Linked DNA regions of Mus musculus: all the other regions are linked to region 4. The links are chromatin loops, found by intact Hi-C in ENCODE. Cell type or tissue: left cerebral cortex. All regions are shown on one strand. Links, peaks and the distances in the headings refer to the core of each region. The heading gives the core; the rest is flanking DNA. Region 1 has its middle 7.2 kb from the start of Gm23267. Region 2 overlaps Samd12 (sterile alpha motif domain containing 12). Region 3 overlaps Samd12 (sterile alpha motif domain containing 12). Region 4 overlaps Ext1 (exostosin glycosyltransferase 1). Region 5 has its middle 37 kb from the start of Med30. Region 6 overlaps Gm41323 (a long non-coding RNA gene).

Region 1 (5,318 bases), core at 111-5,110, 840 kb before region 4:
TTACTCTGGCTCTGCAGTGTGATTTGAGTTCATGTATTGTAGTGACTCCAGTATTGCTTTCTGCTGAGGGTGGGTTTGGTTCCTCGTGCTATTTTGTATCTCTGTGTCAATTTTAGGATTCCATCTGTTATTTAGTCCTGTGAAGAATGTTATCAGGGATCCATCCCATAATCAGCCTCCAAACGATGACACCATTGCATATACTAGCAAGCGTTTGTTGCAAGGACCATGATATAGCTGTCTCTTGTGAGACTAGGCCGGGGCCTAGCAAACACAGAAGTGGATGCTCACAGTCAACTATTGGATGGATCACAGGGCCCCCAATGGAGGAGCTAGAGAAAGTATCCAAGGAGCTAAAGAGATCTGCAACCCTGCAGGTGCAACATTATGAACTAACCAGTACCCCAGAGCTCTTGACTCTAGCTGCATATGTATCAAAAGATGGCCTAGTCAGCCATCACTGGAAAGAGAGGCCCATTGGACAGGCAAACTTTATATGCTCCAGTACAGGGGAACACCAGGGCCAAAAAATGGGAATGGGTAGGTAGGGGAGGGGGGGGGGACTTTTGGGATAGCATTGGAAATGTAATTGAGGAAAATACGTAATAATAATAAAAAAAGAATGTTATCAGGAATTTGATGGGGATTGCATCAGATCTGCAGACGAATTTCCCATCCCATATTTAGAATGCAAAATGATTTCCACAACTTGGACTAACAGTAAATGCCATTTGTGTTCTGTGAAGATTCTCATGGGAGATAAAGAGTGTCTGAGCTTCCTGCAGGACCCTGGTCTGTTAGGAACCGACACGCCACTGAGCATCCAATAACTGAAGAGGATTTATTTTCTCCTAGTAATAAAGAACTGGCAAATATTTCATTCACATCATCCCCTCTAATCATCACAGAGACCTTCCGTGATTGGAATATTGCTCTAGTTTTACAGACCAAAATTCACATTATTTTATAATTTATTCAGATGCATGCAGCTGGTAAGTAGCTGAACTGGGATTCTAATGAGTTTCATCTGACCCTGAGTCATCTCCTGTGTCTCAGCTTTCCAAATGACAGGGTGCATTTGTATTCTCCATATTACGGTTTAAAATGGCAGTAAATACTGATTTATCTCTCTTTATTTGGAGTTATTAAGAAAAATATTATTTACTGATCAAAGACAAGTCACCTAGCTTCAAATTTATTCACTTAGAGTGCAAAGAACAAATCGAAAAGATAGGCTGAGCTCAGTGTGTCAACGTAAGGGTTCCAAGTGCTCCCGATAGGAGGCTCTGTATAAGAGAGTCTACGGTTAGGAGAGAGAGACCCAAACTTAACGGGTTCTTCTTATGCATTTGGTACCACTGAACCTTTCAAATACCGGCTGTTTTGTTTGCTCTTAATATTTAGACTTAATTTCTAGTCTGACCACAAGATGGCATCACTCTCCAACAGTTAACCTACACTGGGTAGGGTCTGAGGTGCAGATGCTCCGCAGGCAAACAAAACAAACAAAAAACCAAAATACAGTTAAAAACCAAACCAAAACAGTAAAGGCAGAGCCCTTCATGCCTCTTTTACATCATCATAGTTTTAAACGGTATTTTAAAGTTTATTATAAAAAGTTCAAAAAAAAAGCATAAATTAACCAGATCTAAAGAGTATAAAACTTAATAAACTTCTTTCTATACATTATAGTAACCAATCAAAACACAATCTATGGAGGGAATCCCCTGTGAATTTTATGATTTCACTGTTTTTTAAAATAAAATTTAAACACTTTTTAAACTTTTATCACCAAAGATAAAAATCTGTAACAAAGTTAAACTATTCATTGCCTGCATTCAGTCCTTCCTCACCTATACTATTTAGCCTTCTCGTTCTCCCCTGTGCATATAATGTACCCACAACCACATTTGTTTTCACGAATCATTCATCATTGGCTAGATTGTCCATACGAGGAAGAATATGCCGGGTTTTTCTATATTATTTTGCCAAAAAAGTCTACACTAAATGAGCAGACTATTTTAAAATGAATTTCAGAAATAAAGAAAATGAGCAATCCTGTTGTAATTCTAATTTCAGTTAAATATTAAATATGAAGTGATCACTTCCCAGAGAAAAATCGCACAGCAAGCCATTTTCATGGAAAAAACTTTCTTTTTATTTCAAGATATCTAGGAAAGAACAATGACGGCTTTCCTCTCAAAAATTTTTTCTCATGTTTGGGGTGAGCTCACGCTTTTTAGAGGTGGGAATGGGTGGGGGGGGGGGACGTCTAGAGATAGTCCAATGGCCTGAATTTCTATTATGGGTTTCCAGCTGGCCTCAATCATCGAATCAGAACACAGATATGCAAAAGGCACATTTTATGTAGACAAACTAACATGATGAGTCCACACACTTCCAACAATCTAGCGCATTGCACCGTGCTTCCCTTCCCACAGCCAAACCCGAGAGAAAGGTCTCTTGCCTTCCCTCCATCTCCTCTTCAGCAGCAAAACTTCCACAGCCAGCTCTGCTGTGTCTCCCGGTCACGTAACTTCTCTCTACAGACACATTTGATTAAAGGTATCAGATCAGCATCGACACCTTCGCTGGGTAAGGTCAGAGAAGCCAGCTTCTCCCACACAAGAGAAAATCTATACCTTCGTTACAAACCATGCTACCCTAGGCGACAAAGAAAAAGTATTCTGAGGGTGGGGCAGGCCGGCAAGTTTGATAGTTTGTTCTAGACAGCACACATTTCCCATTTTTCAAAGCTTGATGAACCATAGTGATAATACTAGATAAAAAAATATAAGTTCAGGATTTTTTTCTTTCCTTTCTTTTTTCTTCTCCTTCCTTTTATTCTCTCACACCCCAAACTTCTCTTCCTCACTTGAAAGCTATCTGCATTTGCTGGGAGCCTGGCTTCAGGTTCCATGACGAAGCACGAGCTCCCCCTACCGACGTTCTTGAAGAAAGACAGGATCTGTCACTCTCCACCACAGATTTTTTTTTTTTTTTTTTCTTCTCTCCTAAATTTGGTCCAACTAGTAGAAAATTATTTAAATACGTGCACACTTGAAAATTCTTGTGTTTTGAGGGAGGATTCGATTTTCACTTCTGGAGAAATATTTTAGCCAGCGTATTAATGCAAATGCTTTCATTCCCATGAAAGCTATAACAGCACTCCATTCAGAGACAGTACGGTTTAGAAGTCTTTTACCAGGCTGTGTGTTCCAGCATGAAATTGATGTAAAACTCAGTAGTTTAAAAGAAAGTGCTCTGCCATTTCAGAAAAACAAACAAACAAACAAACCCCCAAGAATTCAGAATCCTGCTGGCAGTGGAGAATTGCCAGCAGGAACAGCAAAGAACAGGCCAGGAACCAAAATATAACACAGGAGTGATGTGTGTCACGGAAAGAGGTTGAGACTAGTCAAGCAATTATAGGTAAGGTGTCAAGTATGCATGGTTTCACTTTTATTTTCTGGACACCTTTGGCATTGGTGTTTAAATTCTGGGATGCAGTTAACATGGATTTCCAAGCTGCTTGTCATGTATTCCATGTTCTTAAATTTGGGGTTAATAAAACCCATCCAGAATAACTTTACAATCCAGATGGTGCCATACTGATGTGATACAGAAGGGCAGTGGTTTAGAGAAAGCCCAAGGATGCCTCACAGACTGTGGCTCATGAAAGATGAGTGAGAGATGTCTGGAAAGAGCTGGTGAACAAGACAGTGAGAAATGAGGGTGTGGAAGGTCAGGCCCTTAAAGTCTAAGATGTGGACAAGATGCCCAGTTGTCTGTAATGGAAACCAGTTTATTATTAAACAGATACTTCATCTGCTGGCATTTTGAGGACACTGATATAGAATCAGGCAGCACTGATAAAGGACTGGGGACCACTTAGAGGAGTCTACAGATGAGCATAAGGAACCACTGCCCTTAGCAATGAGATTCCTCTGCAGATCGATCTGAAGTTTCTTGGGCCATACCTGCACAGAGGTGTATCTTCAGAAGGATCAAGTACAAGTCCCTGGGTGAACAACACTATCCTGCCAAGGAACTCCATTTTATACCTGTGTCCAGAATGCTGATGGGGCTGCTGTATCGTGTCAGGAAACGATTATTTTGTGCATCTCATCTTGACCCCACATTTATTATTATGTTGGTGAGTAATTAAGTCACAAGAAGTGAGTTTGCACCATGGAAATTGGAAGAAGCTACAAGTAGAAGATCTTACATCACCCAGAAAGCTGATTGCTCAACACAGATCATCAGCATATTCTCATACATACCACATGCATGTACATATGTGCGCATGCATGTGTATATAGTCACCAGAGAATCTTAAGCAAAAAGAGGTGAAGTTATTTTTGTCAACTATCCTCTCCCGTATTACACTCCACAGAACCCCTTGAGCATATCCCATTATCATAGTCAGAAAGGAGATTTTCAGAGCAGGGTGAAACCTGTTATTTAAAAAAAAAAAAATAACCATTCATCTGGCACATCAGAGTCAAGAAGAGTACGTTTCAACCCTGCTATGCTTAATAAGGAGAAAAAAAAATCCCTTCTGGGTCATTACTGGAAATGTCAGCTGCTGCAGTCTGTCATCTTTCGGTTGATGGAGCATACACATTCCATTCAAGTCACTGGGCTTGACTCTCAGCTCACATCCCTTACTGTGTGGTCCATTCAGCCTGAGTGTCCTTTGCCTTATCTGTGAAAGAGAGACAACATATCCCATCCCACCAGGGCAACAATAGAATGACAGAAAGGTCATGGGTTATTAAGCCATCATCAGCTTAATAATAATAAAAAAGAAAAAAAAAGGACTACAAATAGATATTGGTCCAGTTGTCCATGTCAGTCGCTCTCTGTCTTTCACCTTTGATGAGTTAGAGAAACCCCGCTGGGACCAGGTGATGAAAGGATCAGAATCGTCCTCCTGTGGTTTAGAAGCTTACAAGCTTGTCCGTGCTATAGGTTGGTACTTGAGGAGGGTGGGGGCCGAGCCTCGCTGCAGAATCAAGTAAGATCTACAAGGCACGATGAAGTCTGGGTCTCACCGCCTCTAAAAATAAACCCCCAAAGCCAGACTTTCCAAAGGATCTCTCTAAAAGCAAATCAAAAGGACCTAGAACAGGCTTGCTCATCCCCACATGCCCTTGAATGGAAAACCTCGGTGTGCTAAGTGATAGGAAAGCGGTAGCCAGCACCGAACCAATGGCGGACACAGAATAAGATTGTACGCCTCACAGGCCTCCCTCAAGAAATAGAGAGGGAGGTGGAAAAAAAAAAGGCAGAGAGGTGAACAGGAGCATGAAAGA
Region 2 (5,318 bases), core at 261-5,260, 550 kb after region 4:
GTTCAGCTATTCAGAAGATTTGGTCATGGAGATCAATTACCAAAAACTAAAATTTAAAAAGTTAGAAAAGAGAAAGTTGAACCTGCTATCATATTGAGCCATCAACTAGACTTCTTTCCACTGTCACATGAGCTCTGGTTGCTCTGTCCTTAATTTAAAGCAAATTCCATTTGAAATAATAATACAAATTCTATAAACAACTAATATTAATACACCACTTAAAACCTTATCCAAAGTGGGCTCTATGCCACCTCTTCCACAGAAGTCACAATAAAACGAACCAGGCCACCTAGCTCTAATCTCAGCTCTGACACTAGCTGTTGTGACCTTGAACCTGGGACCTCGCGCCATTATTTACAGAATGGAAGCCCGAGTTCTGCTCAGCAGCCAGCTCATCATCCGTAGCTCAAACAGGAAACAGTCCTTTGGAAAGCTCTGTGCAGTACGAAGCCAGGCTGTGTGATTTTAATGACAGTCTTGGGGTGAGCCCCAGCAAACACATGGGTGCCAAAGCTACCAGCTATTGAGTTTCAATTTAGAAACTGGCCAGACTCCCTACTGTCACGGGGAGGCTGGAGTAGCGAAGAGCTGCTTAGCTTAGCTGTGTTAGAGAAATCTCCCCCTAACCTACAAACATGGACATGGCCTCGAAACTCTGGAAACCCAAATCTTAATCCGGCTGAGGGCAGGAAGGTGCCCTGGAAAGAGAAGAAACTAGAGACTGGCTTTCTATCCAGGCAAAACTGTAATCGGATTTTTTCTCAATCTCGCTTTTACCTTAACCTTTTGCCACTATCTCTATACTTCCCTGTTTTCCCCAGGCAGTGGGATCAGAGTGCCTCCTTGAAGTGTGTCCCGATGGCTGACAGAGCCACTACTAAGCCACAGCACGAGGCTGACCCTCCACACAAAATGGACCAAGATGAGAAGTCCCCTCTCCCCCTACACCTGAGAGTAATAAGCCTTCGTGTCCCATCTATGTTCTACATAGTTACTGCAGAAAAGAGAAACAAGAAACTGCCAAAAATCCCCAGCCAGAGAATTAAAAGAATTGCCTGCTCTTCCAGAAGTACGAGGTTTGATTCTCAGCACCCACGTGGAAGCTTACAATCATTCAAAACTAGTTCCAGAGGATTTGGTGCCCTATTCTGATGTCTTCCTGCACCGTGCATGCATATGATACACAGACATATTTATAGGCAAAACATCCATAGGCATATAGAAAATAAAATATAAAAAATTGTGTAGGTGATTATATCTTAATCTGGCATTCACCAAAGTATTTTCTCTTTTTTGTAAAAGATTCTATCTATCTATCTATCTGTCTGTCTGTCTGTCTGTCTGTCTGTCTGTCTATCTATCTATCTATCTATCTAGTATGCTTATAGTGTTCTGCCTGCTATCTGTCTGTCTGTCTGTCTATTTATTTATTTATTTATTTATTTAGTATGCTTATAGTGTTCTGCCTGCTATCTATCTGTCTGTCTATTCATTCATTCATTCATTCATTCATTCATTCATTCATTCATGTTTATAGTGTTCTGCCTGCATGCCAGAAGAGGGCACCAGATGTCATTGGAGATGGTTATGAGCCATCATGTGGTTGCTGGGAATTGAATTCAGAATCTCTGGAAAAGCAGCCAGAATTCTTAACCCCCAAGCCATCTCTCCAGCCCCATTTTAAAAGTATTAAATAGAAAATGAACAATCATTTTCTTAGTTCCAACACCAGCCACAGTACTTAGCTGTTTATAGCTGTGTGACAACTGGCAAACAATCTAATGTTTTATATTCTTTTCATTTTATACATGAAGGTAATAGTGATCCTTAATATGAAGATGAGTGAGTTTATATATGACATTTAGATCAATGCATATCATACCACTCAGATTTACTGTTTAGTAGCTGTGAATTCATTTTCCAATTACAATATTCTTTATCTAACCCCATCCATCCTTCCAAAATTAACAGTGGCTTTCCTTTTTAATTCTCTCTCCCTCTCTCTCTGTGTCTCTCTCTCTCTGTGTGTGTCTCTCTGTCTCTGTCTCTGTCTCTTTCTCTCTATCTCTCATCTTCAAATATTACCACTTCATTAAGTCATAGGGTCGTAGTAAACACTTTCAAGTATTTCCTACGAAAACCAAACCCTTCATTTCATCTTGTTTCAAGTCCAGGCACAGTCTCCTGTCTTCTTTGTCTATGTGTGTGATCCCTGTGACGTTGATCTTGTTCACTATAACTAATCCCTCTTTCTACATGCATACAATCTTCTTCCCATTGCCATCCAAATGCACTAAGAAGAGTTCTCCTTGCATGAGACTATTCCCCAGTCAGCCAAGTGCTGGCCATGCAAACATAAGGCCCTTGATTTGATCCCTCGAATACATTAATTTAAGAAAAACAGCCGGGCATCGTGGTAAGCGGTGTGGCTGGACACCCTGGAGAGGCAGAGTCAGCGTAACCCCCGAGGGTTTGCTGCCTAGTCCGTCTAGCTTAATGGGCAAGCTCTAGGCCAATTAGAGAACTCATCTCAAAATACAAGGTAGATGACTCCTGAATAAGATTTAAAGTTTGTCTTTGCACATACATGAACACATATGGGAACAGACATCTGCACTGAATAGAGTAGTTTCTTCCTTTGATGCCTATCAATATTCTGAACTATCATGATGCAGACTTGCTTCTCTATTTGATTTCAAATCTTTTTTGTGCATTGGCAAAGCCAGTGAGTGGGCAGGCCCTATAACACACTTACTGGTTGACTCTATACATCATGAGTGATTGACATTGGACATGGTAGAGGACTCCCATGGCTACTTCTTCTTGCCTCTTGAAAATTCTCCTTGACCCTCTGAAATGCTGCAGTCACATGGTTCTCACACCAGCATCTACTGCTTTGGCCCACATACTGCCTTAAATGTGTACCGAGAAAAATGTGAAAAAGGCAATGTGTGAACATATGGGTAAAAGCATTTGACAGGGAAGAGATATGAGCAGACAGAAGAAACTTAAGATCTGTTGTGATCCTAGGAAGAGGAATACATTTCTTAGCAGTAGGATGTAGTCCTGGAAAGAAGACACAGCCATTTTAGAGGGCCCTGAAGTCGAAGAACTTGGACTCCATTGTGTTGTCAGTGGAGAGCCCCTGACCAGTTAGGATTAATTATATATCTGCTCTTCCTTACAATTAAATAATCCCAAATCCAGGATCTTTTACCCCCTAGAAAACATTTCTAACACCTGTCCTTCCTGTCCTTTCCCCCACCCCATGACTATTATCTTATTATTACCTTATGTATTATTCTGTAGCTCTGATAAAATACCAAGACCAAGTCAATTTATTGAAAAAGACAGTTAGTTATTTGGGCTTACAGTTCTAGAGGAATAAGGGTCCATCAAAGTGGGGAAGTGGAAGACATAGCAGCCATAACAGGAAACTGAGAGCTCTCACCCTTTACCATAAGCATGAAGCAGGGGGAGCCAACTGGAAGTGGTGTGTTTATTTAACCTCAAAACAAGTTCATCATTCTAAATGCCAGTGCAAGCCAAGGTCTCCTGATATGATCAGTGAGAGACGAATCGTAAGCAGACATGGGCTGGAGGGGGTCTCAGCAAGACTGAGGTGGAGACAAATTTATGCCAAGCAATCAGACTTTTTATACACTTATCAGAAACAGGGTATAATGATAGCTTCCAGGATAAAATGACGTTTGCAAGCTATACAAGGTACACAAGATCAATGCCTAAGACTAACTGCCCTGTCAAATTTCTATATGATTCATTGACCTCAAAGGGACACAGAGGAAAGAAGGGGGACCTGAACACTTCACTGCCTGAGGGAGTACTGTGGTTTCCCAGAAACTGAAAGGCTCACATTGACCTGGGAGCCACAGACTCTAACTTGAAAAAAATCTATGATTCATGCCTCTCAAGGAAGCTATTGCAGACCAACTTCATGATTTTCCAAACCCAATGACATACTTCCTCCAGCAAGACTGCAACCCCTAAACCTCTCCAAAGAGCAACACCAACTGGAGACCAAATGTTCCAATGCTGAGACTATGAGGGGTGTTTCTCGTTTAAACCACCACATCTTCTATGTTTTCATTTTTGACTTTTGCCTGTCTACATTAGGACTAACCTTTCAATTGTAGTTACATAACAAAACATACAGTGACCTTTAGTCACTTGCTCTGATACAAAGAAAGTGTGCAGTTTGCTCTCACGGCCTCCTTTTTATATTTAAAACATGAATCTTGTTGTTTGTTTGTTTGTTTGTTTGAGACAAGGTCCCACTATGTAGTTCTGGTTGTCCTGGAATTCACTATGTAAACCAGCTGGCCTCAAATTCACAGAGATCCACATGCCTCTGTCTCCCAAGTTCTGGGATTAAAGGCATGGACCACTACACATGGCTAGAGCATGAATCCTTGATTGAACTGATTAATAACCAGGAGGGAAAGTCTCAATGACCCTAGAACTGTCTATACCACTGGGTGCCATTAATGAGGTACAACATATAGAAGGCACGTAAGTATCCATTATCAAAGAAAAATACCAATTATCAGTAATTACAGGCTGGATGAATTTGGATACCAGGATGGGCAAACCATGGCAATAAAAGCCAAGACGCAGTGTTCTATATGAACAGATACAAATGCATAGTGATCGATCTAGGCTCACAAAAATTAGAGACTTACTCCAACAACTTAGAAGAAATGTCTGTAAGAAAGAGCACAATTAATATCTTATTTTTATACTGTCCATCATAAATCACTAAGGTTTCTAAAAGACAACTAGTAAACAAAATTCAAATTACCAAATTGGAACATGCCAAAATAAAAACAACACAATGTTAGGAAAATGCAATGACCTTTAAATCTGGCAAATATTCCCACAAAGCCCACACTGGCTGAGAAGTTGTGTAGATTTATAAAAGTGTTTTATTATGAATCCAATTTCCCTCAGTGCTCAGATGGGGTGTGTATGGGGATCACATATAAGCGTCCAGGAAAGACTATTTGTGAAAGTGCAGCCCAGTTGCAGCAAGAGAACCAAGCAGTTTGGAGTCATCAATACCATGAGATGACCACGAAGAATAGCCGCAGTGGTGAAAGAGAGCCAGCAGGAGCCTGGAAGTTAGGCAGTGTGTGCTGCAGAGGGTGGAGCCAGGCAAGTGACCCAAGCCCTTGGGAAGAGCTCAGAAGATCTCGAATGTATCACAGACATTGGATATTGCGTTGTTTACACGGTTGGTGAAACTTTTAAAGTTGTATGTTTTATATTGTGAAGTTAGTATTAACATGCTGTCTTGGGGA
Region 3 (5,318 bases), core at 263-5,262, 440 kb after region 4:
AGTAGTCACAAGCTATTTGTACTTACTAGGAATCCAGTTGTGAATGTGGGGTAGATAAGACACCCAAGCATGTTTGTATCAAAGTGTCCTCTAGGGCCCTTGTCTGGGGGATGGGCTGGCGCCTATCCCTGCAATAAGGAGAAAGATTACTTTCTAGTTTTAGAAAACTATCCACGAGTAGTAATAATGTGTCCTTGAGAACAACTAGCCAGAAAAATTACTTTCTATCAGAGATTACTATTAATTATTATATGATATAAGATGCCTACATTGAAGACTGGAGAGATAGCTCATTGGTTATATCTAGTACATACCTGTAGCCACTGTTCTGAGGAAAGTTGGAGACAGGAGAGATTGATTGCTCAGGCATTTTGTCTAACAGATTAGTGAAGAACACTTGAGTCCCACATTTGAGGAGAGACTATTTCTCAAAGGAATAAGCAGAGGGAGACCAAGGAAGGTATTTGAAGCTTTGTTCTGGTCTGCGCAAACATGGAAGGCACCCATCTAAACACATAGGTGCACATACACTTATACACAAAGAAGTTAATGAATAAATGCTTTTTTTTTTCAGTGTCTACAGTGACAGCAGAAAATCATAAGATCATCATGGAGAGACTTTGAACTGGGAACTCCAGCTTGACTGTCTCTTCCCTAGGGAGTTTCTGCTGGAAGTTGTTTGTAAGTTGATATGCTACCTTTGTTTGCTTTCTCAACAAGGCAATTCCAATCATCTCTGGATGCTGTAAGCACCTGATTTGATGATGTTCTTCCTCCCTATCTGCCTTTTGCTATTTGTCCTTTATCTGCTACATGCCTAACAGAAGTCACTCATTTGAAACTGAAAAAGAATGAGGAGTTCAGATCAATCTCTGGACCAGAGAAAACAGGAGTAAGTACCAGGCTGATGCATTTCTAACAAGCTTCGAGGCTGTTGGCATGCAGATCACTTTAAACTAGCTCATTAGTTTATTTATTAGGGGACTACTTTAAAACCTCATCTTATAAGAATTTTATTATAGCAGCCAAAAAGAATCTTTCATTATCCTGAATATATAAATAAATATAAGTTCACATTTATAACATCCCTTTATTATAAAGCCAGTCAATTCATGAGACCAGTGAGACTGTTTGATGAATACGTAATTGTGGCTAATGCGAGACAAATGCACATTAGCATTAGTGTTTTCTTTTTGCATATTGTTTTGCTGATGAATGCCCTGACTTGCAGAGATGAAAACAAGCATTTACAACTACCAAGCAGCCTGTCTCCCAATCTCAGGTTAGGTGTCAGGGAAGCAGACATGAGAGGAAGGGCGTTTATTTCTCATGAGTGTTGCAAAAGCCGGAAAAGTTAAAGCACTAGTGGTCTCCTGTGTATTCCAATTTCAAAGATACTGAAGAGGACATTTTCATTCAGATCCAGGGTGAATAAGACAGGCACAATTACATTCAAAGCAAGTACCTACTGAACATCTCAGCCACCTCTGTGATTCTGAAAGATGGCTGTAAAACCATCCTAGTAAACAGATTCTGTAGGCTTTCCCAACATAGATGCATAGTCGATAGATGCAACAACTTTGGAAATGGAAAGAAGAGGTGAGAGTAGCCAGGGTCTGCAAAATTATAAGAAGAGAATAACTTTAGTCTTTTCTCGGCAATAAGACAAACACACAGGTTGGTATTCAGAGTGTCAGAATAAAGATTTTCCTGTATCCCTTCAATCTGCATATTAAAGTTTGAGCCCAAACAATGCATTTTCCAGAATAAGGCACCACGGTGTCAAGCACTATAAATAACCACGCAGTGCAGAAAAGGAGAGAGTCTGTATCCATGTACGAGGCAGAGATATTAAAAGCGTCAAGGTAATGATTTTTTTATGTCCAATGGTTGATTGTGCCTCAATATTAAAGAGGCTGGTGGCTTTTAATGATGAAAAAATTATGCAAACATTAAAAAACAATTTCATATAATTATTTGGAGTTTGCTTTCGTTTTACAAACAACAATTTAAAACAAATCCATTAAGGCTGTCTGTGTGGAGTCAGAGGAAATGTATCATGCATTGCAGTTTGGTTTCATACCAGAAAATAAGCTCTACTCCCAATACTGCATCATAAAGGAAAATTAAGAGCCCTTGGTGATTACTCCTGGGACTGGGAGCGAGCCTTTAATGAGGCAAGTTCTTTGATAGAAAGTGTTAGGGTGGTTTGTTCATTTAACAAACTTTATGAAATGCTGATATGTGCTCACTTCTCAGGAGCCAGCATTACATATATCATTTACTTGTAGTTTTATCCATTTCTTCCCAATGAAATAACATTTCAATGTGCAGCTCAGGGCATAAGGTTCACCAATCCTCCTGACACAGCCTCCAGAGTGCTGAGGTTATAGGTGTGTGCCATGGGGCACAGCAGCCCAGCCATGAACACACCTATAACATACTCTTACTTGACAATAGAAAACTGCCAAGAAAGCTTCATTATCATGAAACAAAGCTCGCAGAGATATAACACCATGTTTGCAAGACGATGCCTTCTCTTAGTTTCTGAGGAACTCAGGAGAAAATGCTTTGAGGCTAGACATTAATCAGAAACCAAGCGCCACCTAGAGGCAGGAGGGAGAACGCCAAGATTACCTCTATCTGCATCTTGACTTGTAAATATGTCCTCTTTTCGGCCCAAGGTAACAAGCAAATAACATAAGCACCTGATCATAACTAAAATAAAAATGAATACTGTTTCAGAGTAGCTGTCTAATATGATTTTTAAGAGTCTGTTTAAAACAGAAAATAACACTGAGTTACAGTTCAAGGATAGTATGATGTTGGAAATGAAGAGAATTTTTTGAGTTGCTTATATCAGATGGTGACTAGACTGCAAACCTTATCAAATGGTCTTAAAGGCAATATCCTGAAAGAGATTCTAAATGAAGCTATCCCCAAATAGCCTATAGCATATATTTTCCTTGGCCGACTTCTATCCCTGCTACAATTTACATCAACCATTCCTCATCTTTAGTATTTTTATTAGTTCTTAAAGAGTTCCATACACTGAGTTCCACTCATATTCACCTCTCCCTCACCTCTTTGCACATCCACTTCCCTTCTCTACCCACCCAACTGTATGCCCTTAGTTTCTCTTTTTATAGCCTTCAAGACCAACTTGTGCTATTTAAATATTCTTTGACACGTGGCCTTCCACCGTAGCATTGTTGATTTTACCAGGGGCTACATTCTGAGAGAAAACTGTCTCCCTATACCAGCAGCTAACAATTGCCAAGAGTTCCATGGTAAAGCGTGGAAATTCACACCCATCTCTTCTCTCCATATTGGGATTTGGCCTGGCTTTGAGCATGCTCTTTCAGTCACTGGGAATGCTCATATGCAGCTTCCCCATGTGCCAAAACGGTATTTCCTGGTAGTCACCCAACACCTTTATCTCTTAGACTTGTTTTGTCCCCTCTTCCACACTGATCTCTGTGCCTCGGGGGAGAGGATATGGTGCATATGTTTCCTTTAAGCCTGCACATTCCTCAATCTCTTCTCCGCACCTAGTCCAGTTGTGAGTTTTTAAGTTAGTCACCATTTACTGCAAATAGAAGCATCTCAGATGGGGGTTGAGTGATGAATTGATCTATGGGTGTACTGAAAAGTCGTTAAGAGTTGGTTTATACTGTATCCATTTAGTAAAGATACAGTAGGCTGTTCCCTCATCACAGATTCTTGACCTGGTAATAGTGGCAGGTATGGAGATATATATATATGTGTGTGTGTGTGTGTGTGTGTGTGTGTGTGTGTGTGTGTGTATTATTAAGTGGGACTTAAAATCCAATCTAAACGTGGTTGGCTACTCCCATGACATTTGTGCCACTAGAATAAGTGGCTTTGTGTTGGCCTGGTTACTTTTTCTAAATTTTCTTTTATTGAAAATAAAGTTGTTCATACAATAGATTTTGATCATGGTTTTCATTGTTTCATCTCCTTCCCAAACATTCCTGCCTCCCCACCCTTCCAAATCCATGACTTATTTCTCTTACTCTTAAGAAAACAAAGAGGGGAATAGAAAAGACAAAAAAAAATTATAAACCAAGGTGAATGAACTATGGGAAAGAAATAAGGAAAACTAAGAAAAAGCACTAGAAACTCATACACAGATACAGAAGACAGACAGACAGAAAGACACACACACACACACACACACACACACACACACACACACACACACCCCACTCCAGAAAACGCTTCTTCATCTCTACTGGCTTGTTTTCACAGTGCTCTATAAGGTCATGTACAATATCCAATATCAAGGAAAAAAAGTATTCTTTTCTGTTTGTGTCAGCACATGGCACAGCTCAAATGAACTATTTGCCTATATCCTAATTCCATAGGTGGGAAGATGACATCAAGCCATATATTTCTCTTTAGCAACAGTCACTGTAGCTACAGCCAAGTGACATACTCTGAGGCCACTTATCCTAGACCAGACATTTACTACAGAGAAGATCAGATGACAGCAGTATTGCAGTGGATAGTCGGAGTGATCAAATCCACCGAATCCTCAAAATGAACCTTCAAGTTCTCTCCACAAACCAAGAGGACACAACAGTTACACTTTTTCAACCTGGAGAGACCAACGGGTAGATGGATCTTTAATTCTGTATTTCTTCAGAAAGGCTCAGAGTAACCTGGAGATTCTGAGTTTAGCATAGGTAGAGTGCATTCAGTGGTGGCCATCAAAATGACCCCCACGCTAATATTCAGAACCTTTGCAGATGTAATGATCTCCAGAGGAATCCAGTGATTTTGGATTAGTGAGATGGATGATAAATCCAGTGATAAGAACACTCCCAGGAAACAGGTGCAAGAATATTGGAGATAGAAGAGAAGATATCAGCATGGAGACAGGGCAGAGAGACGCCTACAGTTGAAACTGGAAAAGGCAAAAGCATGTGATTCCCGAGAGCCTCTCCTAGGGGTATAGTTGTGGTAACACGTTGGTTTTAGATTTCTGATGTCACATGCGGCAAGAGTCAGAACAGGGTAGGGGGACACTAAGATGGAATATAAAGTTGAATTTTGGTGAAAAGCAGCAGAGACTGAACAGGTCTCAGGGTCTCATTGTTCTGACCTTATTTAAACTTCATAAATGCTTTTTTTGTTTGTTTTTTGAGACAGGGTTTCTCTGTGTAGTCCTGGCTGTCCTGGAACTCACTCTGTAGACCATGCTGTCCTTGAACTCAGAAATCCACCTGCCTTTGCCTCTCAAGTGCTGGGATTAAAGGTGTGTGCCATCACACCCAGCTTCATAAATGTTTTAT
Region 4 (5,258 bases), core at 1-5,000:
TAAATAGAAAGAATGAGTTACACTAAGCAGTTTTGGGAACACACCCACTTATTATTTTTATCAACAATAAAAGGGAACCGTGAACCTCACGCAAGACTCTAAGCATGTCCCTTCAAAGGGCTACATCAGCTCTAAACTAGTTGACATTTTTTTTCAATGCCTGCCAGCCACCTTTGAAAAGTTGTCATCAAGTTGTAGAAACACCAGCAGCACCAAATGGGATGTCCTAGAGGCTGAGCGCTTCCAGAGTGTTCGCAATGAGAAATGAAAGGAACGCTGACTAATCAAAGATTCCAAAGGCCTGCTTTCTGGAACTACTACTAAAACACATCAGAGTTCCAACTGTTCCTCCCGAAAAGCGAGTGCTAGAAGCTAAATGATCAACCATCCTTAAACAGTACATGTCTGGGGCTGATGAGGTGACACTGGGGAAGAGGGCCCATCCTACGTAAGGATGCGCATTTGATACCCAGACCCCACTTGGTGAAAGAGGAGAACTGACTCCAGGTTGGCCTCTGACCTTCACGCATGCGCACACACGCACTAAAGAAATGTTTTGTTTTGTTTTAAAAACCCCAGTACAGTACAGCTTTAGCAAACAGAAAAGGGTCTGACAATCTTGATAGTCTTTTGACTGCTCTCAGAAAAGCTGCTTTGAAAGAATCACCCTGCTTTCCTTGGAAGGGCCAAAGGTTCAGGACACCTCTCACTACCTTCTCTTCCTTCTGTTTGAGATAGCCAAACTTGAAGTTCCCTAATAATGACCTCCAAAGGTATCGAACCTGTGATGTTCATGCAAAGTAGTCGTCATGTCAGGATGCCTGAGAGGCCAAAAGCACTAAAATGGAGTGAATTTCTCGAAGGTCTCACTCCAGATCACCAAATCCCAGCAGTGACTCAGTTCGGCTGGTGCCAACTACACCGGTTATAATGAGTAACTGAAAGCCAGATGTGGTGGCTCAAACCTTTAATCCCAGTACTCCGGAGGCCGAGATAGGTGGATCCCTGAGTTGAAGGCCAGCCTGTTCTACAGAGCTCCTTCCAGGACAGTGAGAAATGAAATAAAGTGAAAAAATTAAAATGAAAAAGATATGTAACTAGTAAAAATTATGTGCACTATGAAAAAAAATGATATTTAATGTAATTGAGAAGCTGGATCAAAGTTTGCAGGAACTTTTTCTCTAGAGCAAAAGTAATTCCCATTCATGCCACCCAGCTGTTCTGCACCGGTGACATTCATGTGCTTTTCACAAAATCACCAGTGGGACACTTCCCTTGAGACCTACAACATTACACACCATCACGATATCTTGGAGTTGAAGTATCTGCTTATGTTCTTCTAGTAGCCTAACTTGACCAAGGGGCTATAAATTTCCAATCTAATTATCAGATCCGGTGTCCCCAGCAAACCCATACCAGGTTGCTTGCCGAGGCAAATTAAGTTGAAACCTTTTCATAGGTACTTGCTAATGCAGAAGAGAAGTAGATGAAAATTGATCTCGTCTTTACAAGCCATTACCAAATGAATGCCTAGAACACCTCGGAAACTGCTTAAACCCTGGGTAAAAATCAACTCAGAGATGACTCCAGGAAGGACCACTTCCACAGATCTGACTTCAGCATCTCATCTCCAAGGGTCTGGTGTGGTTAGCCTCAGTGTGGCTGAGGAATTCTGCATTGCCCTTTACTTCCGAGTGCAGCATCGGTGTAGCCTGGTGTATAGTCACGGCTTCCAGATTCCTGCATTCTTATTTCCACCCTGTGTATTCCAAAGTCAAAAGCAAACAAACACCCAGCAATATTTGTGAGTAAACAATTCTGACAATCCAAGATGGGTAAGGAGTTAAATCTCTAGGAGTTCCAGTCTGCACTACTAACACATCCTAGTAAACAAAATCAGAGCTAGCGGGATTGTAAAAGGAAACAGAAAGCCCTGAAAAACCCTGCTCAGGAGAATAGTAAACTTGTTTTCTTTCTGGATGCCACAGTCCCAAACAGAGACGATCCTGAGGCCCCGTCCCAGGTGGTCTTTAAACTTAAATCAAGAAGAGGTGGAGGGTGTCAGATTTCTTGGCCCAAGGACCGAAAGGTGAAAAATTAATTACATTCAATTAGCAAAACAAAGTTGCTCCGAAGCCAATCAACCACACCTTTCTCCATCTCCGCTCTCTAGAAAACAAAAGTTTTCCATAGAAAATGTAAAGAATTGGCATCTGGGGTGGGGGTGGGGGGGTCGAACACACAAGGAACATCCGCTCTTTCCGAATGAAGAACGTCATGATCTTTCTATAAAGCTTGGAGAGATTGCTTTAGAAGCCATCAAAAGATCAGCCTCTTCACGCCAGCCAAAGAAATTCCTAGAAGGCACAAGCACCCCCAGAATCTATCAAAGTATATTGTCCTTTCAACAAAGCAGTTTCTTTCTGACCACAGTTAAAGAGTATTTTTACTCTGTCACAACAACACTCAACATTCACGCAGAACTTCCGTGTGTAAGAGGAAAGGAACGATGGATTCACAATTGATCCTGGCCTCAGGCTTTTCCCAGGATTGAAACGGAAAACGTCCAAGGGGCTCAGAAGCAGAAGCCCCAGGCTTGATATTTCCTCTCCCTTCTATGATCAAGTCGGGGAGGACTTTACTATCCCATCCAATCACTCCCACCAAGACCAGAGAGTCTGAGGGAATCCATGGACAATAAATAATCACACCTTTCATTTCAGGGCCCGGTTACCCCCACCCCCACCCCTTCCTGATCCAACCCCATCTGGAAGCCTTTTCCCCTATTCTGCATTTCATGAATCAATTGCACAATCTGCCAACCTCTGCCAGTTCCTCTTGTACTCAGCTGAGAGGTTTCTCCTTCCTTCCCTGGGTAGCTAGCACAAGGCTGCTCTGGTTTTTAACTGGCGTAAAGTGGAAATGCACCATAGGCGCTCACTCTTTCCCAGCCGGACACAAGTGAGTCTGGGGCACTGACCTCAGCTATCAGGAAGCTGACCGATGGACCCACAGGCCAGCCTCGGTTTCAAGCAGATTTGTGGATTCTAACTTTGACCTGAAATCCTGTGTGTCAGCGACTGTGAAAGACGAGGAAAAGGAAGACTGAAAGGGGCTACAAAGTAACCAACTCAGTTACTTAGCAACTAAACAAAACTCTCCCCTCCACAGAGGCTAAGGAGGCATCTCAAGCCCATTCAAAGAGTAACAGTCCACATTTATATGCAAATAGATAAAGACAAAGAAGAAAGGGAAATCTAAATTAGTAAGGGTAGTTCACTGCAGTGGGCCTGAGGCCCAGATTTTAAAGTTTCCCCAAGAAAGAGAGGGCTTATAGGAATGAATGAATGAATGAATGACCCTAACCAGCTTACACTCTACCCTTCATAAACATCAGTGCTGTAGAGGAAGTAAGAGGCAGTCACAAGTTGGGAAGGTAAAAATGAAAATATTCTAGGAATCAAGAATCTAAAGCTTAGGGGGGAAGGTGCAAATTTAAGCCTAGCCAACTGCACAGAGAACAGGTACCCATGTTCTTGAGAGAAACAGACAAAGCCCAGGGGTCAGAGTCTGTGGACTTGCGTAGAACATGTGTCTCTCTGAGTCGTCACAAATACCCTTTAGTACCCTTTCCAAAACTTGGATCCGAGCCCCCATAATGCGCCAAAGACACATGGGTCCTGAATGGTTTTCAAAGTATCAGGAAGATTCCCTTCTTCACCAACTTGACTGGAGAGAGTACTCTTGTCGAGTTTGCCTGAGAAGCCCAAGCTCACCCCACACACTTGAACCCAGCCGCTGGATCCCAAGGAAGCAACAGAACTGAGGGCTTCTGTCTCCACCCCGCATCCCCCACCCTCCCACCTGGACTCAGGTATCCAGGGCCCAGGGCCGAGCCTCGAAGGGAGGCAGCCCTTACTCACTTCTCATACTCGGTGTTGTCTCTGTCACAGCGAGAATCCTTGTGCTTTTGCCAGTCTTTGCCATGCTTGCAGGTGGTGAGGAGCAAGACGTCCTCCCCGTTATGGACGTGATATAAGGCATTCCTGGTGTCTGACCCTATCCCTGTCAGGTACCGCTTCCCCTTGAATACCAGCATGTACTTCCTGAGAGGAGGGATGGTGTTAAATTTCAAAAACCCCCTCTCCCCTCCTGTCCTGGGATGATCCTTAGAAAAGAGGGGAATAGAAACATCAAAGTTTGGTCGGAAGTTTTCAGTACTGATGCTGGCTTTGGCCAGCATCGCCTGGCCGATGTCAAACCCCACGTCCTCAGTGTAGTCAGGCCAAGTGCCAGAATATAAATTAAAAATTAAATGATTCCTACCATTGTTCCACAAGTGGAGACTCTGCACTTTGGATCTCAAATTGTGCACATACTGAGGTGATAACTGGTCTCTGTCTAAAGTATCCAGACTCAAGACAAAGAGGCACGCCTGGCTGGGGTCCGAGGTGTAGAACCTGGAGCCCTCGATGGCCGCTAGAATGTTTTGGTAACTTTCGGCGATTTTCTCCCCTTTCTGCTGCGGGTACACGTAGACTTTGAAGCCGTTTTTCTTGCAAAGGGTGAAATCGAAGCAGGACTCCATGCGGCACTTCTTGCCTTTGTAGATGCTCGAGTTGGCGTCTCGCTTCTGCCGGGGGGAAATGTGCACGCTGGAATCCTCGTTTTCCAATTGATCCCAAGGAAAGAAAGGGCGCAGAGCGTCCGGGAAGCGGGGCCAGAAATGATCCGGACTGGGCTGGTGCAAGCCATTCCGACCACTGTGCTCTTCTCTCCGGCTGTGGCTCCTCGATGCCCTAAACTGCACGCCTCCAAAATAAAACAAAAGGGCGAGACAAGAGCCAGCTGAGAGCAGGATGAAATAGCGTTTTTTGGCCTGCATGTGTCCTGCCTGGGTCAAGAGGATTGTAAATAAACACAAGAATCACCCAAGTTTCCCAATCAACACTTTCAGCTCCAGTCCGCCATCTTCCCGCCTGTAAAGACTTCAAACTCTCCGCTCCCACCTTCTCTGGATGCCTTTCCCCAAGCCGTGGACTGATCCAGCGCATGTGGGCGATTTCTTTAACTTTCTCCCCTTCGGTCTTTCATCTTTGGGCTGCACAATGCACGGGAGAGAGCCGGGCAGAAGATCTCGCACCCAGGGCGGGCGAACAGCGGACTGTAATTTTCTTGCATGCAACAAGACGGAGGAAAAGAAAGAGAGCAGGGAAGAAAAAGCTCCCGATACCCAATCAATGGCAAGACGAAGTGAC
Region 5 (5,318 bases), core at 262-5,261, 670 kb before region 4:
TGTAGAGGGCCTACTTACACTTGTTTCCAAAAAGGTAAGACATTCAGGGTCATGTCCAGCAGCTTTCAAGTTCCCTTTTCTTCACATCTGCCACTGGGACAGATTAACACACACACACACACACACACACACACACACACACACACACACAGAGTTTTCCATATGGTAATAAGGGCCAATTTCATCCTACCAAGGAAGATGATGATGGCTCCATTTCTTGTATGACTCCATACTAGATTTCTGTGTAGCAATTAGCAGATGGCCTGTGATTAAAGACGAGAGCTGAGGAAATGTGCTGTGATAGGGGTGGTGATTATGTTCCCATTCATATGGCCATTCCCTCATAAAGCTCAAGGATGGATATCAATTCCAGATGTGAAGTCAAAATCCAGGGCTCATTTCTCATGGCACATTTCAGATCGAGAGTTTTTCTTTTCCTCCACTGAACTTGCCATTTAAGGAGAGATTAACATTCCCAAATTAACTAGCTTCCAATAAAGAAAGCCCCTTTCTATAAACAATGGTACCTTTCTCCATCATTAATTTAATGGGAATGGTGCAATTATGGAAAGCAAAGAAATTGCAATCACGAATGCTTCTCTGTTGCTCACTTTTCCTATGATTAAAAATAAAAATAAAAATCCTTCTAGCAAATGTTCTTTACAAAAATATAGGTGGCATGATAGGACTATCTCACAGCTTCAAATAAACTGTGCTATTCTAGGAAAACAATTCCCAAAGTTCCTAAAAGTTTAGCTGAGTTACAATATAAACAAGCAGTTTAAATGAGAGTATCTTCCTCTGCCCAATCCAACCTTTCATTAAAAAGCACACACTTTATTTCAACATTCTGAGCAGGCCCTAGACAACTCTGTGCATGTAAGTCCCAGAGCAGACATAAAAACCAGATGGGAAAGAGATTTACAAGAACCAATCTCAAAAGAATATTTGCAAGCAGAATGTCAACTCAGCATTGATTTCAGCAATGTATTTTGATTTACAATACAGATGTCTTTCCAGAATTTTCATTTCTCCTTATGTATGAACAAAGTGCAAGGAGGAGATAGTCCCAGATGCTCACTTCAAATGTTCCAGCCCTAAACAACAACAAACAAAAGAACCTCCCCAAATTATTATTTACTTTCATCCTCTGGGAAGTTTAGGAGTTTTTATAGAGTTTATAGGCAAATTGTTAAATTGAAAGGTGGTTTGTGTGCTTATGAATATTTCCTGAGGCTATGATGTTATAGCTTGTCAAGGATCTGAACAAAGTGGAGAGAAAAATCAAGGTAGTTTCCTTTCTTACCCTCCCATTATACAACAGTATATTTAGAGTTTATGGTGGTGACATGAGGGCACTGGGATTGATATAAACGATGTAAAATGCACCACCAACGAGTTCATCGTCTTCTTGAAAAAGAGGTAAGAAAAATGAAATATGAAGTAGAATATACAAAGGATTGTTTGAACACGGAGAAAGCAGCACATAAATCTACAAGACAAAACAAAGAGCCCTAGGAGGTAGTGAACCAGAGTGAATCCCAACCTTCAAGGATTGCTTATTTCCCATCTGCATTGGGCACAAGAAACAAAATAAGTTCTCAAACATAATCATCATTTATTGAACAAATTAGAATAATTTCCAGTTCATAAGGAATAAGAATTTGATAATAATTTGATTGGATTTATTGTGGTTAAAGGCAAAATATTGTATGGAATCAAATATGATCATCAGGCTGATCACTGTGGATATTTGTGAATTTGCAAAGCACTGTAATTATAATCTAATAGTATTGGAAGACTGTATGCATTAATTAGCATATATATCAACTTTGGTGGTTCACCTTAAAAAATATCCAAACTTCTCTGACTCTCTCAACCTATTATAATTTTGAGGGGTTTACTCATTAAAATAAGAAATCTACAGTAAGTCTCCAAAGATGAAATTTTTCCTTCCTTCCTTCCTTCCTTCCTTCCTTCCTTCCTTCCTTCCTTCCTTCCTTCCTTCCTTTCTTCCTTCCTTCCTTCCTCTTCCTTCCTTCCTTCCTTCCTTCCTTTCTCCCTCCCTCCCTCCCTCCCACCCTCCCTCCCTCTCTCTTTCTCCCTTTCTTTCTTTCCTGTCTTTCCTTCCTTCCCTCCCTCCCTCCTTCCCTCCCCCTCCTTCCTTCCTTCCTTCCTTCCTTCTCTCCTTTCTTTCTTTCTTTCTTTCTTTCTTTCTTTCTTTCTTTCTTTCTTTCTTTTTTCTTTCTCTCTCTCTCTCTCTCTCTCTCTCTCTCTCTCTCTATCTCTTTCTATAAATGTGAAAGAATGAATTTGGAAGAAAAAAGTGTGGGTTTTAAATCCTTTTTGTGTTTTCCATTTTATCAAGAGACAATGGCTTCTGTCTCTAATGGCTCTACTGGCACTTTTGTGGCCACCTCCGTCAACCAGTATTTCCACAGTCTTTGGTATGAAATATAGCTCCAAAATGATAGCATCAACTGCACATATGATACAGCCAGCCAGTCAGCCTATACGTCTCTCTCAGCTTCACAGCCAATTTTCAACATCACTTTCCATGATCACTTTTATGTCCATTATTTCACCTACTTTCTGAAGTAAGTGCTAGAGGTAGGTAAAGTGTTAATAGGCCCATTTTTAGATTAGTAAACATTTTCAAATGCTTATGTAACTTAACAAAGGTTATGCAGCCAACAATGCATATTCATAACGGTGAACTCTAGACCTCATAAGAATAGCTCAACGTGACCTACACCGTTTGTGTTAATTTTCCAGTCTTATTTTATTCCAATTCATTGAAAATATGCAATCTAAGGATAATAAAAGGGGACGTTCAGGATTAGCCAGGATATTTCATTAACCTAAATGCCCTAAAACAGTATTGAATGCCCTAGTCTTCATAGTTTAGAAATACAGCCCAAATATGTAAGTGACTTTTGGAAAGCAGAGCAGCCCTGAGTTAGATTTTTTTTTTTTTGAGGTATAAATTTCCAACTTTTCCTTGAAAGTAGTAATTCATCAAAATGTGTGTTTGATGAAAAACTGGGCCGCGACCTTGGAGGCATGTGATTCCAGTCGGTTTATGCTCCGAGCTTCCAGGAACTCATTCCACAGCACTGACAGCTTCAGGAATGACAGGGGGAGCTTTGCAGGTCTTTCTGTTTCTTTCCAGTTCAGCCACTGTGGATTGACAAACAAGCTTCCCCTCCCCCTCCCTGAAGGACGTTCCTCAGGGCTCTGCTGGTTTCACTGCCCCAGCACTGGGCAGAGTTCAGGGAGAAATCTGGAAGGAAAGTGGGAACAGAGTGTCAAATTCAGACTCCAGTGGAGGGAGCTCTTACTTAAGAGCTAAACTGGCTTCAGTCTGAGAACACACTGAAATTTTTGACATTGGTTACCTATGCTTAAGAAAAATACAAGTATCACCAACACACAAAGCTGCCTCTGGACATGTTTGCATGCTAGAGAGGATGGTGTGATATTTTTCATCTGCTAAGGTTTATATGGTAAACTGTGTTTCTGTTTACTAACGTGAACTATACAGCCACTTTATCAATTCCATAAATGTTTGCTATTGAGAGGACCAAAGAATTAACTTGGGTATCCTGAGGGTAAAAGCAAATTTGGTTTTACAAAGGTCTGTCTTGTTTTGTTATAATTCCATTTGAAAGTATTATTGCTGTCTACCTGAATTTTTAAGGCAGGCCTAAAAATAATTCCATCACGTTTCCTATTAGAAAATAATTTGGTACCTTGTGAGCAGATAGTTCTAAAAGGTTCTATAAGATTTGCCAAACATAAGTAAATAACAGAGGTCTCCAAGGAACTCAAGGCTCTTTTACAGACAGCATGGAACTTACGATGCACACTAGTAAATGACAGTTGTGAAGGGTTCCTCAAGAAATACAAGGTGGGCGTGGATCTGAATGAGTCTCCTCAAATTTAGTAGGGTTGAAGGGGAGGAGGTCCGGGATTAGCTCTAAAACCACACCGGCAAAAATCACCACAGCCTGGTACCCATCCTCTTCTCCAGACCCTCTCTAGGTAAATGTGGGACACAAGTAGAACGAGGATGTGTAAACAATTAACTCATCTTCCAGATCCCTTAGTCTTTCCAACCCACGTGACCTTATTACAGTGCCCATGCTAGATTCTGTTGCTACCCTATTTTTAAATGAAATTGATGGCAATGGAGATAACCTATAAAAATATGACCATGTTTTTAGGTGAGCACTGAAAATCATCATCCTGCCCCATCTTTGTCTTTGCCTCCTTATTCCATGAGCTAGGTTGTGCAATGGCCCACTGGATCATACGCTGCTCAAGTACCTCCAACCTGGACCTACTACAAACCCTTTTCCTAGTTTGCATCTCACTGCATGGCAACTCTTCATGTCAAAAGAATCAGAACAGTGATTGGTTCCAAGTGAAATGGTTCCGTGGGTACCAGCTCTTGTGCTGTGAGCCTGGCAACTGAGGTTCAGTTCCTAAAAGCTACACAAAGTGAACCAAGTCTTCTGACCTCCACAGCTGCACTGGGGCATGTGATGGGGCACAGATTATCACATAAATGCACACACACACACAGCCACAGAGAGACAGAGTGGGGAGGGGGCGGGGGACGGAGAGAGGATTATAAATTAATTAATTAAAACCGCAGCGGTATTCCTGGAACTAGAAGGTATTGATTTCAGACTGACCAACCATTATGCTTCCTGTGACACAAGATGAATTTTAGATGCAACAGCTTACTTGAAAGGAAATGACCCAATGCACCCTCTACCCTGGTCCCAAAGATCTATAAAGTATGGCAGATTTTTAAGTTTTCAAATGGGCTATCTCTTATCTCCAAGGTCTCTAAATGCTGCCCCCTTCTTGCTCACCCTGTCTACCCATCAACACTCCATCATGTAAATGACTGGCATAGTGTCTTGATGACTTGATAGGTACTGCTTCCTTCACCATTACAGGGGCTGAGAAAATTCTATCCTGAGGCAAAAAACGATAGGTAAAATAGGTGTCTGTTTTCCTGTGGAAGAAATTTTTTTTCTGGCCATCTTTCCTAGCTAAAAGGGAAACAAAAACATATTCACTGTATCAGTGGAACTGTACTGTTTTTTGTTTGTTTTGTTTTTAATTTATTTTTTATTAGACATTTTCTTTATTTACATTTCAAATTTTATCCCCTTTCCTCATTTCCACTCTGAAAACCCTTGATCCCATTCCCCCCTTCTCCTGCTCACCAACACACCCACTCCCCCTTCCCTGTCCCGGCATTCCTCTACACTGGGGCATCGAACCTTCACAGAACCAAGGGC
Region 6 (5,318 bases), core at 224-5,223, 540 kb before region 4:
ATCCCAAGGTTCATATCAGGAATCATCCCCCATCCTTCTGCCATAGCATTTATTGAGCCTGGGCCTCTCAGGTAAACCTAGAGCTTACTAATGTAGTCAGTCTCCCTATTCAACTTTCCTGTCTCTGCCTTCCTAGGCTGGAATTATAGGCAGGACTCCATGCATATTTAGCATTTAAGTGACTTCTGGGGAAATCCAAATTCTGGCAAGTTCTTATCCTCAGATCCATCTCCCCTGATCCCAGTAATCCAATGACAGCACGCACCTCCATAACGTTCCACAGAGAGGAAATTCTAGGGGAAAGACACTTCTTTGCCAGCATTAACAATTTTGCCTTTATCTGTTATTTCTACCCCAGTAGAAAATGATGTAAACTCCTTTCCTAAACAAAGCTGGAGAGCAGAGACTGAAGGAGAGGCCATCAAGAGACCGCCCCACCTAGGGACCCATCCCATCTGCTAAAACCAATCCCAGACACTATTGCTGATGCCAAGAAGAGCTTGCGACAGGGGCTGGTATAGCTGTCCCCCTGAGAGGCTTTGCAAGACCAATACAGATGCCAATCATTGAATTGAGCTGGGGACCCCAGTGGGGAAGCTAGGGCAAGGACTGTAGGCGCTGAAGGGATTTACAACTTCATAGGAAGAAACACAATATCAACCAACCAGACACCCCCCCCCCAAAGCTCCCAGGGACTAAACTACCAACCAAAAAGAACACAAGGGGTAGCCATGGCTCCAGCTGCATATGAATCAGAGGACTGCCTTACCTGGCATCACTGGAAGGGGATCCCCCTTGATCCTGTGGAGGTTGGATGACCCAGAATAGGGGAAGGCTAGGTCGCTGAGGCAGGAGTGGATAGGCAGGTGGGGGACCGCATTCTTAGAGGCAGGGGGAGGGAGGAGGAGATGGGGGCTTGTGCAGGGGAAACTGGGATGGTGGATAACACTTGAAATGTAAGCAAATAAAATAACTAATTAAAAAATGAAAAAAACAAAGTGTAAAATAAGCGAATGATGGATCAAAGTGGATGAGCCAGAAACCAAACTCTTCCTGTTGTAAGAAAAGAGCCATTCTATAAATCATCTAGGGCTGGACTTACAAAAGGACTAACTCTTCTCATAAAGCCTTGATTTTGAGTAGTTTCTCATAAACTACTTATCAGAAAGTTAAAACATGAAACTTCTATGTACAAGAAAATATGATTAATTTACTGTATAAGCATTCCTAGTCCTTTACCCATTCTAGAACCTGTGTCCATTACACACATATTTTGTTTTTATTTTTAGATGGCTTCACTGTATAACCCAATCATGCTTTGAACTCACTATCTTCTTCCTCTACTTCCTGGTGCTGAAATTACACTATACCCCATCATGATTGGCTTCTGTGTGATTTTGAAGATTTTTCTATATCCTGGAGTCTAGGGTGCCTTCGTGATTTGCTTTGCCCAGGAAAATGTGAGAAAGGGGATAAGCCTACCAGTTTCACACTCTAGCTTCCATGAAACTGCGTGTTTCTCTTCCCCATTGCTCTCTTAGAACCTCCTTGCCCACGAGAACAATCCTGGCTTGTTGGACAGTAAGAACTCAACATAAAGCAAATCCAAGATATTTTGGCCATGGACACCATCAGAGCCAATCTGTAGACAACCCACCAACTGACCACAAATACATTTTGAGCCCAAATGAAGTACTCACACCTGACCCAGATTATCAACATCTCCTCACTTATAGAAACCCATGGAAACATAAGCAAAAATGAAACTCTCGTTAATACATGGAGATCTGTGGCTGCTTTTCTGCAGTACTAATGTGACAATAGATAACCAACACAGCAAGGCTCTTGATCCCTTTCCTATCAGTATTTCATTTTCTTTTGCCTAGATACAGTGACTCTGGAGCTTATCTGAGTTGGGCTGGATTTCTGCCTGGTGAGAGCAAGCAACACCCTTCTGGTAGAAAGACAGTGATGTGTTTTGCTCCTGTGTACAAGACAGCCCACAAATCTCTTGCAGGCTGCTCTGTGGCAGAACTGGAGGCTTGATGCTGGCATCATCTTTCAACCTGAAAGAAGCTAAATCGAGCAGTAGCTCCCAGGCACAACCATTTCCAATCCAGTCCCCTAGCACAAGAACGAGCTGAGGAAAAGAACTTTAGACCCTGAGTTTCTAGTTTGATGGTCTAGTACCATAATATTTCCACATGCAGATATTTGTTACAAATATTTATAGGAAAAGGAGAGTCATCTCTCAGTGAAGCCTGAATTGTGATATTCTCTACCGTCAGTAGATGTCATGTAACTCCATAGTTTCTCTGACCCTGATAGATTTTTTTCTTTAAAAAAAAATTGCTTCAAACAGAACATTGATCTCCCTGGATTTCTTTTCAAAGGCTGAAATTTTCTCCAATAGAATAGGAAAGAATGCATCATGAGGTTCTATTAACAAGCATTTCACCAACTAATTCTCACTCATACTTTATGGCTAAATCTAGCAAATCAACCAGCCTTGGGTATCCTAGTTTGTGATTGGAAATGCAGCATCATCAATAACTTTGACAACTGCTTGTGTCCATTACCCGTCCTCACAATAATGCAATAAAAGGCTTTCATTTCTAGGCAAGCTATAAATACGACTCCATATTGCCATTGGTGTGCATCAGCTGACTCAAGGCTGCCTTTAACCAATCAATATAAAGACTGAGTTCTCTCTCTCCCAAAGAAACAGAGGCCAGGGAGCCAGAATTTGCAAATCAGTAAACCTGAAAAGGCTTATTTGTATAAAGAAAATAAATGTGTGATAAGTCTGCCTACTTGAAGCCTCACATTGTTCTATGTAGACTACAATTCACGCACACACACACACACACACACACACACACACACACACACACCACAGTCGTCAACTTTATAATGAACAATATGCTGTGGTGGATCCACTCAGAGGCTTTTATAAGTGGATACCCTGCCACTTACAGTATATATATTTTGTAATCTTTCAAAAACAGCACTTGAAACGAGACAAACACAGAAATAAGGGTAAGAGAGGTAACTATTGCCAGCTTGGGAGGAAGATGAAGTGTGACTGAAACTTCGAGTGGATTCAGGGTTGAGGGAGTTCAAGGCTATTCTATGCTCTGTAGCGATAAGCAATATCCTGCTGAATCAAAGCACAATGATAATAATAAATAAGTTAAAATTTAAAATTTAACCTTAGTAGAGTCATATTCAATATAGAGTCTGATTATATTACACATCTATGGAGAAAACAGTATATACATCCTATGTCCTACCCCATATGGAGAATGTACTCGCATAACCATTTAGTTATTAAGTCTTCTTTGCTACTCTGTGTGCACATCATCTAAGTGATGACTGTTAATGCATCATTGAAGCTCCACTACAGCAGTATAGCAATTATCTTTATCATTAGGCTTTAAGTCCCTTAAGGTCAAGGACCACATTTTCTGTTTCATTGCTATCGACTTAGTGCCTGCAGAGATGCCTTTTATGCTGTGAACATACAACACCTATTTCTTGAACAAATGCATAAGTAAATGAACTAATTAATGCACCAACAAGTTCAGAAAATTCAGAAATATGATCATAATAATAACTCTGCTCAAATAAGGAGCTTAAAGCTCTCATATGTACAGAAGTTTCCTTAGCCATTCCTCTTGCAGAAACTTCTCTCTTTATAATAGGACTGCTGGCACCTTCCCCAGATCCTTTTACAAGGCTGGTCACCCATCCTCCACCTTTTATGAGTGTCAAACTCCAAAGGCACATGGCTGCATCATTTTCTTTTTCTGGAAAACTGCCCTCAGCTGACAAGAGATGCCTTGCCTGTCTATGTCTGGAAGGTTACATGGCCCTTTCCTAAGAATAGCCAAGCTTCAATGTCAGGTTGAATCAAGAATACAAAAATCTGTTCCTCTGCCTTAAGATGGAGTGATTCTGTAGTGTTCTTTGGTTACTGGCTCTCCACTTGAGAACAGGAGTAGGCTGGATTTTAGCTAGGCTTTCTGGAGTTTCATTCCCTGTATACAACATATCCGTATTCTGCATGGCTTTCCATGAGAGCCCAAGCTTAATAAAAACAGTACACAAGAACCATGTTTTCAAATCAGGCTGTCAATGAAAGCTTCCCTCCCATAGATGAGTCACTAAGAGTTTCATGCACATAGACCTATGTCCACATCTTTTATCTAGGATGAACTGGCAGAAGGTACAAGTAGAAGTGCATGCCCTTGCCTCTGTGTAATATGTCTGACTTCTGAGAGGAACTGAAAAGTGTTAATTACAAAGCCTGGAGAAAGAAGTGTCAGAAATAAGCTGCTATTTGTTAAGGAGAAAATATATAGGTTTGGATAAAGTCAACAGTCTTTATGGTGTGAATATCCAAAAGTTTCTTTGAAGGAATTCAGAAAGACCCCTATTTTCAGCATTTGGAGAAAAAAAAACTGTGCTGAAATCTGAGACCAGGACCTAATTTTCTAAAGTAGAAAACTTGTCCGGGGATTTTAATTCTCAGTTTTGACAAGGCTGCCAGCCAAAAGTCGGGTACTGAGAGCAGCAAAATTTGACCTTGATACTGAGACCATCCCGGGAAAGGATCCTCAAGGTGCTGTCAACAAAGGTAAGCTATGAAGCCAGAAGAGGGATAATTTACTGATATGGAACACCTCCCATGACACAGAAGTTAATATCCTGAGATGAGTCAAGGTACTACTCCAGCTGCACTCCTGGGATGCCTCCAGTAGATTGAAAAAAGTAATAGCTGCATTAAGTACAATAGAGATGTCAGAATTTTAGTTGCAGAGTATAGAGGGAAAGATTAAAATCTCCAAGAAATGTGAATGCAAGAATGATTTTACCTATCTGGTCAGGAGCCCGGGATATGACACCATTACTTCGGAGGGCCCAGGGAGCCATTTGTTTTTCCAAGGTGTGAGTGATGGAGGGAGAGCCAGTATGAGAAACCCACAGTGCACATCCTCAGTGGACCAGCACTGACAGCAGGTAATGTCGTTATAGAACTGGACTCCCTGGTAGAATTAAGAATTAATTAAGAAACAAAGCAGTGCATGCCAGGGGGCAGCATCTGACCATCTAAAGGAATGTGGGCATACATATCTTTGCTGGCATCAGGGTTGAAATGGCTGCTAAATCTATTCCCTGAAGACTCCTATAGCAGCCCGCATTGCCCACTATCTTAGCACTGCCTGGCTTGTCTGATAGCAATATCCCTTCTCTGCTGAATCTTAGACTCTATGCAACCTTGTATTTTTTCATATAAACAAAATTATGAAAGAACA

The links. A loop is a pair of places that touch in the nucleus more often than their neighbours do. Peaks named below come from ENCODE experiments on the same cell type or tissue, not always from the same donor. Only the 100,000 strongest peaks of a DNase experiment are listed, where the experiment ranks them.
Region 1: it touches region 4 in a loop (6-fold over the local background); 17 of 42 quality-filtered maps call a loop at or near these places.
Region 2: a loop joins it to region 4, with 2.9 times the contacts of the local background. A loop is called at or near these places in 2 of 42 quality-filtered maps.
Region 3: it touches region 4 in a loop (2.9-fold over the local background); 2 of 42 quality-filtered maps call a loop at or near these places.
Region 5: a loop joins it to region 4, with 3 times the contacts of the local background. A loop is called at or near these places in 3 of 42 quality-filtered maps.
Region 6: it touches region 4 in a loop (4-fold over the local background); 13 of 42 quality-filtered maps call a loop at or near these places.

What each region holds. Positions count from the first base shown.
Region 1 is chr15:52,504,183-52,509,500 of GRCm38, forward strand. No RefSeq gene overlaps it. Among named protein-coding and RNA genes, the nearest start is that of Gm23267, 7.2 kb to the left of the region's middle. In left cerebral cortex, for the core only: CTCF peaks have their summits at 1,429 (motif pointing right) and 2,938; DNase peaks (open chromatin) are centred at 1,416, 2,631, 2,913 and 3,313.
Region 2 is chr15:53,887,542-53,892,859 of GRCm38, forward strand. All of the region lies in intron 1 of Samd12 (sterile alpha motif domain containing 12), which reads right to left. Among named protein-coding and RNA genes, the nearest start is that of Samd12, 12 kb to the right of the region's middle. In left cerebral cortex, for the core only: no CTCF peak of the experiment used is centred there; DNase peaks (open chromatin) are centred at 500, 1,039 and 2,875; H3K27ac peaks cover 861 bases.
Region 3 is chr15:53,782,977-53,788,294 of GRCm38, forward strand. All of the region lies in intron 2 of Samd12 (sterile alpha motif domain containing 12), which reads right to left. Among named protein-coding and RNA genes, the nearest start is that of Samd12, 120 kb to the right of the region's middle. In left cerebral cortex, for the core only: a CTCF peak has its summit at 2,611 (motif pointing left); a DNase peak (open chromatin) is centred at 2,595.
Region 4 is chr15:53,340,479-53,345,736 of GRCm38, forward strand. Ext1 (exostosin glycosyltransferase 1) reads right to left here. Exons shown (of 11, transcript NM_010162.2): 1 at 3,924-5,258. The coding sequence starts at 4,885. Among named protein-coding and RNA genes, the nearest start is that of Ext1, 3.1 kb to the right of the region's middle. In left cerebral cortex, for the core only: a CTCF peak has its summit at 2,891; DNase peaks (open chromatin) are centred at 1,526, 1,877, 2,465, 2,902 and 1 more place; H3K4me3 peaks cover 4,721 bases; H3K27ac peaks cover 2,107 bases.
Region 5 is chr15:52,673,025-52,678,342 of GRCm38, forward strand. No RefSeq gene overlaps it. Among named protein-coding and RNA genes, the nearest start is that of Med30, 37 kb to the right of the region's middle. In left cerebral cortex, for the core only: a CTCF peak has its summit at 3,347; a DNase peak (open chromatin) is centred at 3,306.
Region 6 is chr15:52,803,715-52,809,032 of GRCm38, forward strand. The region is part of intron 3 of Gm41323 (a long non-coding RNA gene); the gene reads right to left. Among named protein-coding and RNA genes, the nearest start is that of Gm34794, 20 kb to the left of the region's middle. In left cerebral cortex, for the core only: CTCF peaks have their summits at 2,292 and 5,101; DNase peaks (open chromatin) are centred at 2,000, 2,647, 3,822 and 5,101; H3K27ac peaks cover 692 bases.